2 separate regions of the Mus musculus genome follow, and region 1 is linked to region 2. The links are chromatin contacts, found by Hi-C in ENCODE. All regions are on one chromosome and are shown on one strand. The core of a region is the stretch at or near the end of the contact, and the rest is flanking DNA. Distances in the headings are between cores, read along the strand shown.

Region 1 (6,034 bases), core at 267-2,766, 190 kb before region 2:
ACTTTTGTCAAAACAAGTTGTCCTGGGACCAGCTGCCATCCTTGGCAGGCATGCAGCACCAATCAGAGTAGCCCATGAGGGAGGAATGAGGTGGGGCCCTTGGGACCTTCAGAAGGACCTGCCCGGGGGGAAATCTCATGGACCACAGTTAGCTAGCCAAGCCCCCAGCTCTTGATTTGTTGCATGAGACAAGCACATTAAATGTCATTAAAACGGTCCAATGTTCCTGTAGATTTTCCCTTTGAAAGAGCACAGATGTGTGTAAATGTGTGTTTAGCCACATCTGAACTTCGTAAGTTTGCAGCAGACATGTTTGAGAGTGGTGTGTTATTTCTGTTGACAACAAATCTTACTCCCAGCCCTGGGTGAAGTGAGCTGAGTTTGTATGTGGTATTTCTCTGGGGGTGTGGGCAGGGGTGGGGGTGGGGCTCTACAGAAGTTTTCAGAATAGACTTCCACAGGGGCAACAAGCGAGTTCTCAACTTATGTACAAGTGCTAAGACAATCTGTAGCTCAGGTCTCAATGGGCACAAAACTGAGACAGAAAACAGTTGCCATCAACTCCATTCAAAGCCACACTTTCCAGTTTAGGTAAGAATTCCTATCAAGATCCAATTAAATGGTAGATCTCATTTAAGCACTAGGCACATATTGTCTGCTTTATGGTGTAAATTGCATTTGGTACAAACCAAATGTGCAAACAGATGGGCTTAATAAGGGAGAAGGAGCAAGCTGTGGTGCTGAGGCAGGGCTAGCTTCTGAGGTGCCTCTGATGTCAGCACTACTACATTTAGAAGCCCATCACAGTATGTGTGGGTTTGAATTTTGGAAGAACATAAAGGGATTTTCCCCATCTCTTCTGTAAATATCTACTGGGCAAGAACTCTGGTAGAAAATGCCTGAAATAAGACTTATGTAAGGGGCAGCCTTTTACAAAGGTCACACGAAGTTCACAAAGAACAATCCTTATCTACATTAGCCGCCCCGTCACCACGGATCCTCCTCCGCCTCTCCAGCTCTCCCACTTTTGGACAGGGCAGATTTCTTTCTTTCTCCTTTTCTAAACAGAGCTACTAAATGCGGCGGGATGACAGGCAAAGCTTGGCAAGCAGGGTCCGGCATCACCAGACTGGCCCTTCTTGTGCTGTATTTTTAAAGTCAGCCTCTTGTTCTGCATAGTTCCACTCAGACCTGGAGGGTGAGCCACCCCTCCAGCCAGGCATGCAGCATGAGCTCTGATTTGGACAGCTCCGACATCCTGTTGCAGGAAGAGAGAGACCTGGAATGGCTGGAGATGGGGCGGCAAGCAGAGCGTCCCACCCTCCCCATGTTTCTAACTTGGGCCAGGCATTTAGCCGCGCAGAGATAACCCACCCTCCCTTCCTCACATCCTCTTAGCAACTGTGCTGGATTGGTTAGGAAGAGCCCTCCACCCCTTTCCCCTGGTGTCTTTGTGTGGCAACTTGCTTCCACTGGCTCTCTGCCTCCTCCCTGGCAGGAGTGTGCCCTTTGGCTGCCTTCCCAGCCTCTCTGCAGGCACATTCCCAGCGGTGCTGGGCGAGCGAGCAGGCAGGCGAGCAAGTGAGAGCATTTGGCTGAGTGAGCTCCTTGTTCAGCCTTGCCCTCGTTCTGCACCCCTGACCGGGCAGGCTCAGTGGGCCGAAGCTTGCTCATTCTTTCCAGCTCCCACTGTTTTTGTCCTTGTGGAACGGGCTCTTCCCCCACTCAGCTCAGAGCCCAAATGCCTTTATGTCTGTGCCTTAAAAAAGAACCCATCGCAGTAAAAGTCTAACTGTTGCCCTGGTGTTTTTGAGGGGGAGCCACATTCAGAGGTGTGGAGTGTGGGTACTCAGTGAATAATTGCTGATAGGGTGGCTGGGTTGGCAGTTGGATGGGTGGGTAGGTGGTCATCTCTGCCTTCAGAATGGTCTGCTTAGGTCTGCAGTTTTGAGTCTGTGGTCTCTCAGATTGGTCTGATTATATATATATATATATATATATATATATATATATATGAATGAATGAATATGTATTCTCTCAGGCTAACCGTCAACCCGCCGCCAGTGCTGATAGGATAGGTAAATCAGTATTTTCTCAGAAGTCTGCAGCCTGCCTTTGGTGACTTTTATTCTTTAGCCACCTGTAAACTCAAATGTTTAGGTTTTATTTAAGGGTGGAAAGTCGGATAAAGCAAACTGGAAATCCTAACTCAACTCTAAGATGCAGGCAGTTTTAGCCAGTTTAAAACAGGGTGTCTTGATTAATTTTCTGGTTAAGGGCATGGGGAGTGTTAAATTTTCAACCCCCTTTAACTTAATTCTTAAAGGTCCTTCTAAAATGTTTTCCTAGGCTGGATAGGAGTTGTCTCCTAAGTATGAGGAGTCTGTGGAACATAGTTTATTCCTTCTGTGACAGCTTGACATCAGTCCTTTGCCTGTGGTCAGCATCATGCACGGGGACTATTTTAGGGTGCCGTGTGAGAATCATGTGTCCACTCTGGCTGCCTGTGGGTGGTAAAGCACTATCAGTCACACGGGGCAGATGGCTGAGTTGGATGCTCCTTAGGGTGAGGGGACAGGCAGTGGATGCTTTTGAGCAGAGGAGATTGCTCTGCTCCTGAGATGAAGAGATTCCAAGTCTCCTCCTGCAGTGCACAGACCGGCCACCAGGGGCGCCTTTCACAAGAGAAGTGAGGCAACCAGTTTGAGAGGTTGGTGAAGGGTCAAAGATGCCCGGTGCAGGCCTTTAATCCCAGTACTCAGAAGGCAGAAACAGGCAGATCTCTGTGAGTTTGCAGCCATACAGGGCTATGTGGAGAGACCCTGTCTTAAACCCCCGCCCCCTGAAAAATGCCTCAAGTCTGTGGGACATTGGAGGTTGAGGGTAGTTGGGAATGAGGTATTGAAGTGCATTAGCATGCTCAGACAGGCCCTGAGTGCCCCTCACCGTGTCCTTCAGTCTCCAGAAGCCTCAGTTTCCGTACGTCAGGGTGGGGGTGGCAATCTCTTGTTGGCTTTAGGCCAATATCCCTCAGATGGAAGAAGGTAGCTCCCATAGTAGCTCCTGCTGTTGCTAATGCCCTGGAGCTGGTCACAGACCATTCTGTATAACAGTGTCCTCTTCTGTGTCCTTCCATAGTTAAAGCCATTTATTTACAACTTGTGGGGCCCATGATGTCTTAGCAAAGTGCATGTCTGTTAGGGCGTACCATGCTGCCAGGAGGAGGACATGGCTGGCTTCCTAGAGGAAGGTCGGCTTCTTACGGGAGTGTGCTGCTGGTCTGTGTTCTGGTTGGCTATAGCTGCTGATCATTCCATTTTCAGCAAAACTAGGAAGTCCGTATGAACTGGTTACTCTGCCTTCTCAGGGACGTTGAAAGCCTCTCCAGATCCCTTTTCATTTTGTTATTTCAAAACCATGTCATTGTGTGAGTGTGCACCGATGTGTTGGTTTAAAAAAATATTGTGAGAGTGGAGTGCTGTTCTCAGGGACTGGGGAAGAGTAAGAGACGGAGAGCCATGTGTTGAAGGAACTGCTTCTATGGTGAGATTGCGGGTCTGTGAACCTGGTCATTTGTCATTCGCGATGTATTTTGTTGGGTTTTTTGTTTTTGTTTTTTTTTTTGTTGTTGTTTTTCGAGATAAGGTTTCACTTGTAGCTTTGGCTGTCCTGGAACTCACTATGTAGAGCAGACTGGCCCCGAACTCTGAGATCCTCCTGCCTCTGTCTCCCAAGTGCTGGGATGAAAGGCGAGTGGCATTACACCTGACTTTCTTGTGATATTCTCTATAAGGGTTTATGGGATTTGTCTTGTTAGCTAAGAACTACTTTGTATACTTCAGGTGGGTTGGTCAGGGCAGCAGTAGATAACCTCTGTGCAGCTCTGGTTTGGTGGTGGGGGGAGACTCTTCAGGGCAGGAATGAGAGCGCAGGCCACTTAAAATGAGGCTATGGTCTCACAGAGACCCTTCCCTAGCTTCCAGTCTCAGGACTGTGGCTGAGCCACGCAAGCGCAGGTGCAGGAACAGCCTTCCACGAGACTGCTTCTGTTTTGGCCTATTTTGTGCTCCTGGCTCCCTGGAAAACATATTTTCAAGAGGTGGGAAGAAAAGACGCCACAGTCAAAGGACAGAAACAGTGAGGGGAGCAGGTGGTGGGAGCTGGGTGCTGCAAACGGCGCAATCTGTCGTCCCCGTTTGTTGATCTCGCATGCCATCCTTCAGTTGGCACTGCTACTGCCAGGAACCACCCCCTCCCTTTTCCATCCAGCAGGGAGAGAGGCATTGTGACAGTATTAACTCTTCCTTTCCTGAAGCCACTTCAAACTGAATCTTCTTCGTCACGCCATGACCCACATAGACGTTAGAACCAAAGATATTTAGATGTGTTAAGGACTTGGGGGGTGGGTTAGAAAAAGCAGCCCTTGGTCTGCCCAGATGAAGTCACAGGCTCTGGGATAAACGTTCCTGGAAGCTGAATAGTGAGAGGTAGAGGAGGCACCTGGGCCCGAGAGGGGAGTGAATGGCTTGGTCCTGACAGTGACCGAGCAAGACCAACGAGCTGTTTGTTAGATGCCCCTGACAGCATTTTAGATCACTTACGATGTCTTTGCTGTCTCTTTAATGTTTCCCCTTAGGGTTGGGAGAGCCCCTCCAGGGAACACTAACACGGGATGCGAAACGGAGTAGGAACTTGCCGTCTAGGATGAGAGCAGGAAAAGCTTTGTTCAGATGGCAACAATGGAAGTTTTCATGTTCAGTGACTTGGTTCATGTGTGTCTATTAAGCCTGTGGGCAGGTTAGTTCTGGTTTTATTTTTGGCAACTTGACACAAGCTAGGGTCAACTAGCAAGAGAGAACCTCATCTGAGGCACTGCCTCCCTCAGACTGGGCTGTGGGCAAGCCTGGGCTGCTTTTTTCTTAGTTGATGATTGGTGTGGGATGGCCCAGCACACTGTGGGTGGGACCACTCTTGGGCTGCTGTTCCTGGGAGGTATAAGAAAAGTGGCCGAACATTAGCCTGAGAGCAAGTCAGTAAGCAGCCCTCCTCCATGGCCTCTGCTTCAGTCCCTGCCTCCAGGTCCTGCCCTGACTCCCCTCACCGATAGACCGTGAAGTGGAAGTGGAAGCCAAAGGAACCCTTTCTTTCCCAAGTTGCTTTTGGTCATGGTTGGTTATCAGAGCAGAGAGGGGCCTGCCTAGAACACTTTGGACCCCTGCCAGCACATCTGAAGGTCCATGTGTTGGTTGCTTAAGCTACTGCTACGGTTAATATTGATCATTACAGAGAGAGAGCTTGTACAACATCAGTCAGAAGGCATATCAAAGTTTGCAGCAATTCTGCTCACAGTTACTGCCTTGGAAAATAGAAGGCAGAATTTTCTATCAAGGAACTGAGTTCTTGAGAATCCTGCTTTCCTCTTGCCCCTGGCCTGGGTGTTGGAGGTCTGTCTCCTCAGCTCCTTTCTTTGAGAGCCTGGGGGGGGGGGGAGGGCCTTTCTGCGCTGGGAGTTGCTTGAAGGATCCGTGCAGTGTCTCAGCGAAGTCCTGTGCTTACTAGAGAGTTAAGGCCCGAGGGCTTCAGCATCTTTGGGGGGTACAAATGGCCGGGCATTTGACACCATCTCACTCCTTGACACTAAGCTCCATGAGATCAGGGTACAGAGACCTTTGAAAGACTGCCCCATCCCTGTCTGTATAGGAGTGCGCACAGCCAGTGTCCATGCAGGAGTGTGCACAGCCAGTGTCCACTCGGGAGTGTGCACAGCCAGTGTCCATGCAGGAGTGCACATAGCCAGTGTCCACTCGGGAGTGCGCACAGACAATGTCCACTCGGGAGTGTGCACAGTCAGTGTCCACTCGGGAGTGCACATAGCCCTGTCCACACAGGAGTACACACAGCCAGTGTCTTACACATGAGTGCACATAGCCCTGTCCACACAGGAGTACGCACAGCCAGTGTCCATGCAGGAGTGCGCACAGCCAGTGTCCTCGAAGGAGTGCGCACAGTCAGTGTCTCACACAGGAGTGTGCAA
Region 2 (5,726 bases), core at 1,571-4,070:
GTTGTAGGGGATCGCACACCATCTGGCCTCTGATGGCACTGCATCAAATGGCACACCCACGTGTATACATGCAGGAAAAGCTCTCCTGTCCATAGCATAAAAACAACCTCTAAAAGAATGTAAATACAAAAATACAAGTGGCACCATATGGATTGGGCTACTTGTAATTTTAGAAGTTTACTTTTCCAAAGTGTATGTATGTAGAGAGACAGAAATACATACCCCAGAGTTTGGGGGGCAGGGGAATGGGAGGGGAGAAAGAGAAACAGAGAGAGAGAGAGAGGGAGAGAGAGAGAGAACGAGAGCATGTGCATGCCCAGTTCGCCTCTAGCCTTAACTTGCTAGTTGAGGATGTCCTTAAGCTGCTGATCCTCCTGCCTCTGCCTCCCAAGTGCTAGGATTACAGGTGTGAGCCACCGTGCCCAGCAAGCTACATTAACTTTATAGAAGCCAGGGATGCTGAATAATTTCCTTATATGCTCACAAGTTGTCACAAATGGTTCTAGACATAATGGTTTCCCTAGTCTTAATACAAATGAGACCCACGTTGCCCCTACTTGCATATTTCTACAAAATTCACTAGGTTCCCTTGGTGCCTTTCACGGCTGGAGTCTATTGTGTGTTGTTCTCTTGTTCAATATTTTTAAAATACATATATGTGTGGGTATATGCAAATGAATGCAGGTATGTGAGGGGCCAGAGGTGTTGGATCCCTCTGGAGCAGGAGTTACAGGTAGTTGTTTATAGGGTGCCCATTGTGGGTGCTGGAAACAGAACTCTTATCCTCTTCAGGAGCAGTATTTTAATGGCTGAGCCATCTCCCTGGTGTCTAAGGTCCTTTTAGTGATGCTAGGTAGCTCTGCCCTTTGCCATACAAAATGCTTTTCCATTGTTTTCAGAAACTTCTCATAGAGATACTTGTGAATATGTCGCTTATAGGTGCATCTTCCCACTCTCCCTACCTCGCCTTGCTTCTCTTCCCTCACTCTTCCTCTTTCCTTAGGTCCCATGAACTAGAGAAGGTTAGAATGACCTGACTATATGCAGTTCAGAGCCACACCTTTCCCTAACCAAGTAGGGCTTTGGCTTTTAGGTGAGACTTTGTAGTTGTTTGTCTTCCACCAGAGAGTTTTCCTCCTAGGATTGCTCAGCTGTTTCTGTAAACAAACAGCTGCTAGGTATGTGTGCTTGATTACAGCACAGGAGCACGTTGTAAGCAAGAACCCACACTACAGTGGGAACTTGTCAACCAGAGCCTGTTGTGTTGTGCTGACAAAATACTGAGGTCATCAGTTTATCAGGAAAGATGGCTGGGCCTGATGGTGCTTGCCCGTAATTAACCTGACCTACATAACAGTTTTAGACCAGTCATTGCTACGTAGTGAGATGACTAGGGATTGGGGATGGGTGGTTGGGGGAGTGGGGTATCATGGCTCATGGTTTCTGTGTGGTTGGCTAGCTATCCCTAGCTAGCATTGAAAGATAGCATTGCATAGAAGTCACATTGCAGAGGAGGCCCGTTAGTAACAGCTGAAAACAGAAAGAGGACAGGCAGCTTGTCATCACCTTGGAAGTGGGCCCTAAAGCTCCCTTGTACTAGAGTCTTCCTCCTAAAGGAAGCCAGCCCTTAGCTTATGGGCCCTTTTGGGAAATTATGATCCAAACCATAGTAACTGGCTTTTCTCGTGTCCTCTTTTAAAGAAGTTATTTATTGGGGGGTGGGGGGGAGTATGTGTAGATGCTGGAGGATACCTTTATGGGTGGTTTTTCTCTCCATGTGCCTTCAATTGGATTCTGAGGATTAAATTCAGGTTTACGCAACAAGTATCACACCCCCACACCCCCAGCCATCTCACAGAGCTTTACTTTCATTCTACAGATAGTTTGTTGCTGTTTGTATCTACTTGACATGAATTACAAGCAAGTCTCATTATTGACAGTCTTCTGAGTAGTCATGATTTTTATCAACAATAAACCTATGCCAGTGTGTTTTGTTGCTTGTTGTTTGAGACAAGATTTCCTGTAACCCAAGTTGGCCCTGAACTCCGCAGGTAGCAGAGTGTGACCTTGAACTCTTTATTCTCCAGTATCACCCTTTCTAGTGTTGGGATTGGGATTCTAAAGGTATAGCATGGCCCTGGTTTTGTGGTGCTAGGGATCAAAGGCCCTGGTTTTGTGGTGCTAGGGATCAAACTCAGGCTTTGTATATAGTGGATAAGTGTTCTTTCCCCTGAACTTTTTTTTTGGACAGGGTTTCTCTGTCTAACCCTAGATGTCCTGGAACTCATTCTGTAGGCCAGGCTGGCCTCAAATTCTGCCTGTCTCTGCCTTCCAAGTGCCAGGATAAAATAAGTGTGCCACCGCTCCTAATCTTTAATTTTGTGCCAAAATCTGATTTGTGAAATATATTTTACTTGGGTCAGAGGAGTCTTCATTTTCCAAATTGTGTAGAAACTGACATAATTTTTTTTTCCTAGCCCATTAATGGAGGGCAAGCCAGGAACTTAGAAGGGAGCATTATACTGAATGACTCCAGTGTTTTGAGGAGAGTCTCACCTGCCTCCTTCTGTCTAAAGATACATATCAGTCTTCAGAACTTACATACTCTGGGGACTCTAGTAGACTCCACTTCATAGCGAGCCAGTGTGATGAGCCAGCCATGACTTAGTATCTTGCGTTGAGGGAATTAGCCCGCACACACAGGAGAGACAATGTCTGCCCAGCCATAGCCAAGAGGATGGAGACATGCTCAGTAGGTGGTAGCCAGTTACAGTCAGAGCAGAGCCTGGGTGTTTGCCAACCTGCCTCACTTAGGCAAATGAGGTTGTCATGGCGATAGCTGAGGTAGAAAATTCTAGAAGCTACAGTAGAAAATTCTAGAAGCATCTCCTTTGCCCTTCTTAGGAATACAATCATGGAGAGAAGCCAGATTTTGCCTTTTTAACCGGAAAGCCCTGAAGTCACAGAAAATAATGTAATGCAGAAATTAAAAAAAATATATATAGTATCTTTATAATGGCATTCTTCAGTTACGTTTATAAAAAGCTTTCTGGCTTAGAATTGTGCCAGTGGGAGTTACTTGTTAACAAATATTACCTCATTTCCTCCAGTGTGTCTGTGAGTTAATAACACCAGCTAGCATTCCGTGGTTCACAGCAGATGAGTAGAATGGAGGTTCACTAAGTGGAAGTGTGTTTATCAAGGATTAGATTTGGGAGTCTGACATATGCAGACTTTCCTTGGAAGCCCATCTGCCATGTCCAGTAGTACTATGAAAGACTAGAGTTAATGGCTCTGGTGAAAATCTGCATGGTCTCTGAGTATATACGTAAAATCCTAGACTCAAATTTTTGTGGTTAGGGTATATGTAACTTAGGAACCCCTGGGAAAACGGGTATTTATGTCACCTGCTCATTACTTGCTTACTTGCTTACACAACAAATAGCTGCTTTATTACTGCTGAGTTTAACCAGTTGACGTTGTAGTAATAGTTAAGTTTGTAAATGTACATCTGGGTAGTGTATTGCTAACAGCTATGTGCTGTGTCCATCAGTGTGTGAGGTATCTGTCCTTCAGATGGGATCAGTAACACCACACCCTGTCTTTCTGTTTCCCACAGACAATGGATTCTGAATTATCACAGAGTATGGTTGGGAGCTATCTTAACCCTCCAGAAAGAATGCATCTTCCATCATTCACGCAAAATGAAGCATTTCAGAATTGCCACCCTGGGACCCCTCCTAAAATGTTTAATAGTCCAAACAACCAAGGTAATGTTGTTAATATCAAACTTTACAGAAAGTCAGGAGCGGGGCATGGCATGGAAGTACCCTTCCTGTAGTTTTATAGAAAGTGCTGTGATTGTGTTTTGAGTAGTCACACAACTGTTAATCACGAGGCTACTGCTGTTCCCTGGGAGCTTACATATGTCACTCACCAGTCCTAAAAATAGTTGTTTCTTCAGCTATAAGCTACAGATTAGTGCAACAAGCTAATAAATATTATACAATTATAATAAAAGTGTCTTTGAAAACAGAAAACTACTCTTTTAGGGGTAAAAATTAAAGGCCAGAGGAGTGGTGCCACATGCCTTTCACCCCAGCACTCGAGACGTAGAGGCAGGTAGATCTTTATGAGTTTGAGGCAGCCTAGTCTACACAAATAGAGAAATCCTGCCTCAAACAAACAAAGAATAAAGTTTTACTACTATAGGTAAAGTGATAAACTACAGTTTTTGTTTAGGTTTTTCTTTTCTTTCAGGGTCTCACTCTATAGCCTCAGACACACTCCTTCCTCCCTGTCCAGGCAGGTGCCATGACACAGGCTGTGCACAAGAGAGCCCACTGTCTGGGCCGCCATACTCCAGGCTTTGCGCATCCTTCGTGCCCAGAGCTCTCTGTGCCCCATGACACTGCACTCTTTGGAGTTAGCTGACCTGGGAAGGTTTCCTAAGAAGGCATGCAGACCAGGCTGAAGATGAGTCTCCATTTCTTATCTCAGTCACATGACTGTGATGTTGGTCTTGGTGGCTTCAGAGGATGGCACTTTCACTGAGGAGCACTTTCTGCTCTTCTTACCTCTCAAGATTGCTCTCTACTTATAAACGAGGTTCTTTTTCTATTAGGTTTCTTGTCAATTTGGAAATAAAATAAAAATCCAAGGGACTACTAATAGAGAGATGGCTCAGTGGCTAAGGATGCATTAAGCAGCTACCTGGTGGGGAACTGGTGCTGGTGTGTTGTCCTCAGACCTCTGTGTGCGTGCGCCATGGCACATGCACACCCACACACACTCGATGTACACATAAAAATAAAAAAGGTAAATAAATATATCAGTAAAAGAGAGAATAAAAATCTAGAGTTGGAATCCTTCTGACCTAGATAATCAGAATGCCACTGGAATCATATCATATTCAGACAGCAGTCAGAATTCACACATATTCAAAATTGTCCTTGAAAATCCCTTAGAAAGCCTTCATAGCCAAGTAACTATAGAAAATGACTATTGCAATGTTTTAAACATAAACCTAAGACAACCTCAAAATTGAATTAGAAAATAGGACTCCAGAGATATTTTATAGTTTACAAATTACTTTGTAAGATCTGATTATCACCCTTCAAAAGAAAATCTGTAATAATGGTTGCTGTCTTAGGATTTCTATTGCTGTGATTATAAAACTAAGTGGTTAGGAAAGGATTTGTTTCCACTCACCACTGAGTGCAGCCCGGGCAGACTCAAGGCCGGAGACATGCAGCTCACTTGCTTACTCCTCATGCCTGCTCAGCCTGCTTTCTTGTAGCACCAGGATGACCAGTTCAGGAACAGAGCTGCCCACAGCGAGCCAGGCCCTCCCACATCAATTATAAATCCAGAAAATGCACCACAGGCCAGCCTGGTAGAGGGCTTCTTCTCATTTTAAATTCCCTCTTCCCAGATGACTCGGGCTGTGTCTGTCAGGTTGACAGAAACAAGCCAGCTCCATGACATTAGTAAATAAATGAATTCTGTTGAGTTTACAAACCATAAGAAAGTAATCCAGAGCAGTGGGCCAGCTACCGGTGTCAGATAGAGAGCAAACAAAAGTCCCAGCACACATTGTCCTAACTATATGTACTACTAACTGAATAATTGATATTCCACTCAGATCTAGGTTTATCATTTAAAATCACAACTTAATAGAAAATGTAAAATCACATTTGAAAAACTGCTAACTCTAAATTTATCTG

What was found. Hi-C counts contacts between places; a loop is a spot of excess contacts on that map.
Region 1: a map of left cerebral cortex shows a loop between it and region 2 (2.7-fold over the local background). The contact joins the enhancer-like site here to the promoter of BC048559 in region 2. A Hi-C loop is called at or near these places in 1 of 37 maps with a recorded cell type or tissue (left cerebral cortex).

The regions. Positions count from the first base shown.
Region 1 is chr10:41,930,310-41,936,343 of GRCm38, reverse strand. All of the region lies in intron 12 of Armc2 (armadillo repeat containing 2), which reads left to right. Among named protein-coding and RNA genes, the nearest start is that of Gm33058, 26 kb to the left of the region's middle. Within about 2 kb of position 1,516, at least 3 of the 3 ENCODE cell types and tissues checked have a DNase peak (open chromatin) inside an H3K27ac peak, as active enhancers do; they include left cerebral cortex, where a contact is called at or near this core.
Region 2 is chr10:41,743,815-41,749,540 of GRCm38, reverse strand. BC048559 (cDNA sequence BC048559) reads right to left here and starts at 2,820. Exons shown (of 4, transcript NR_152819.1): 1 at 2,602-2,820. It overlaps Cep57l1 (centrosomal protein 57-like 1), which reads left to right. Exons shown (of 11, transcript NM_001243074.1): 3 at 3,620-3,770.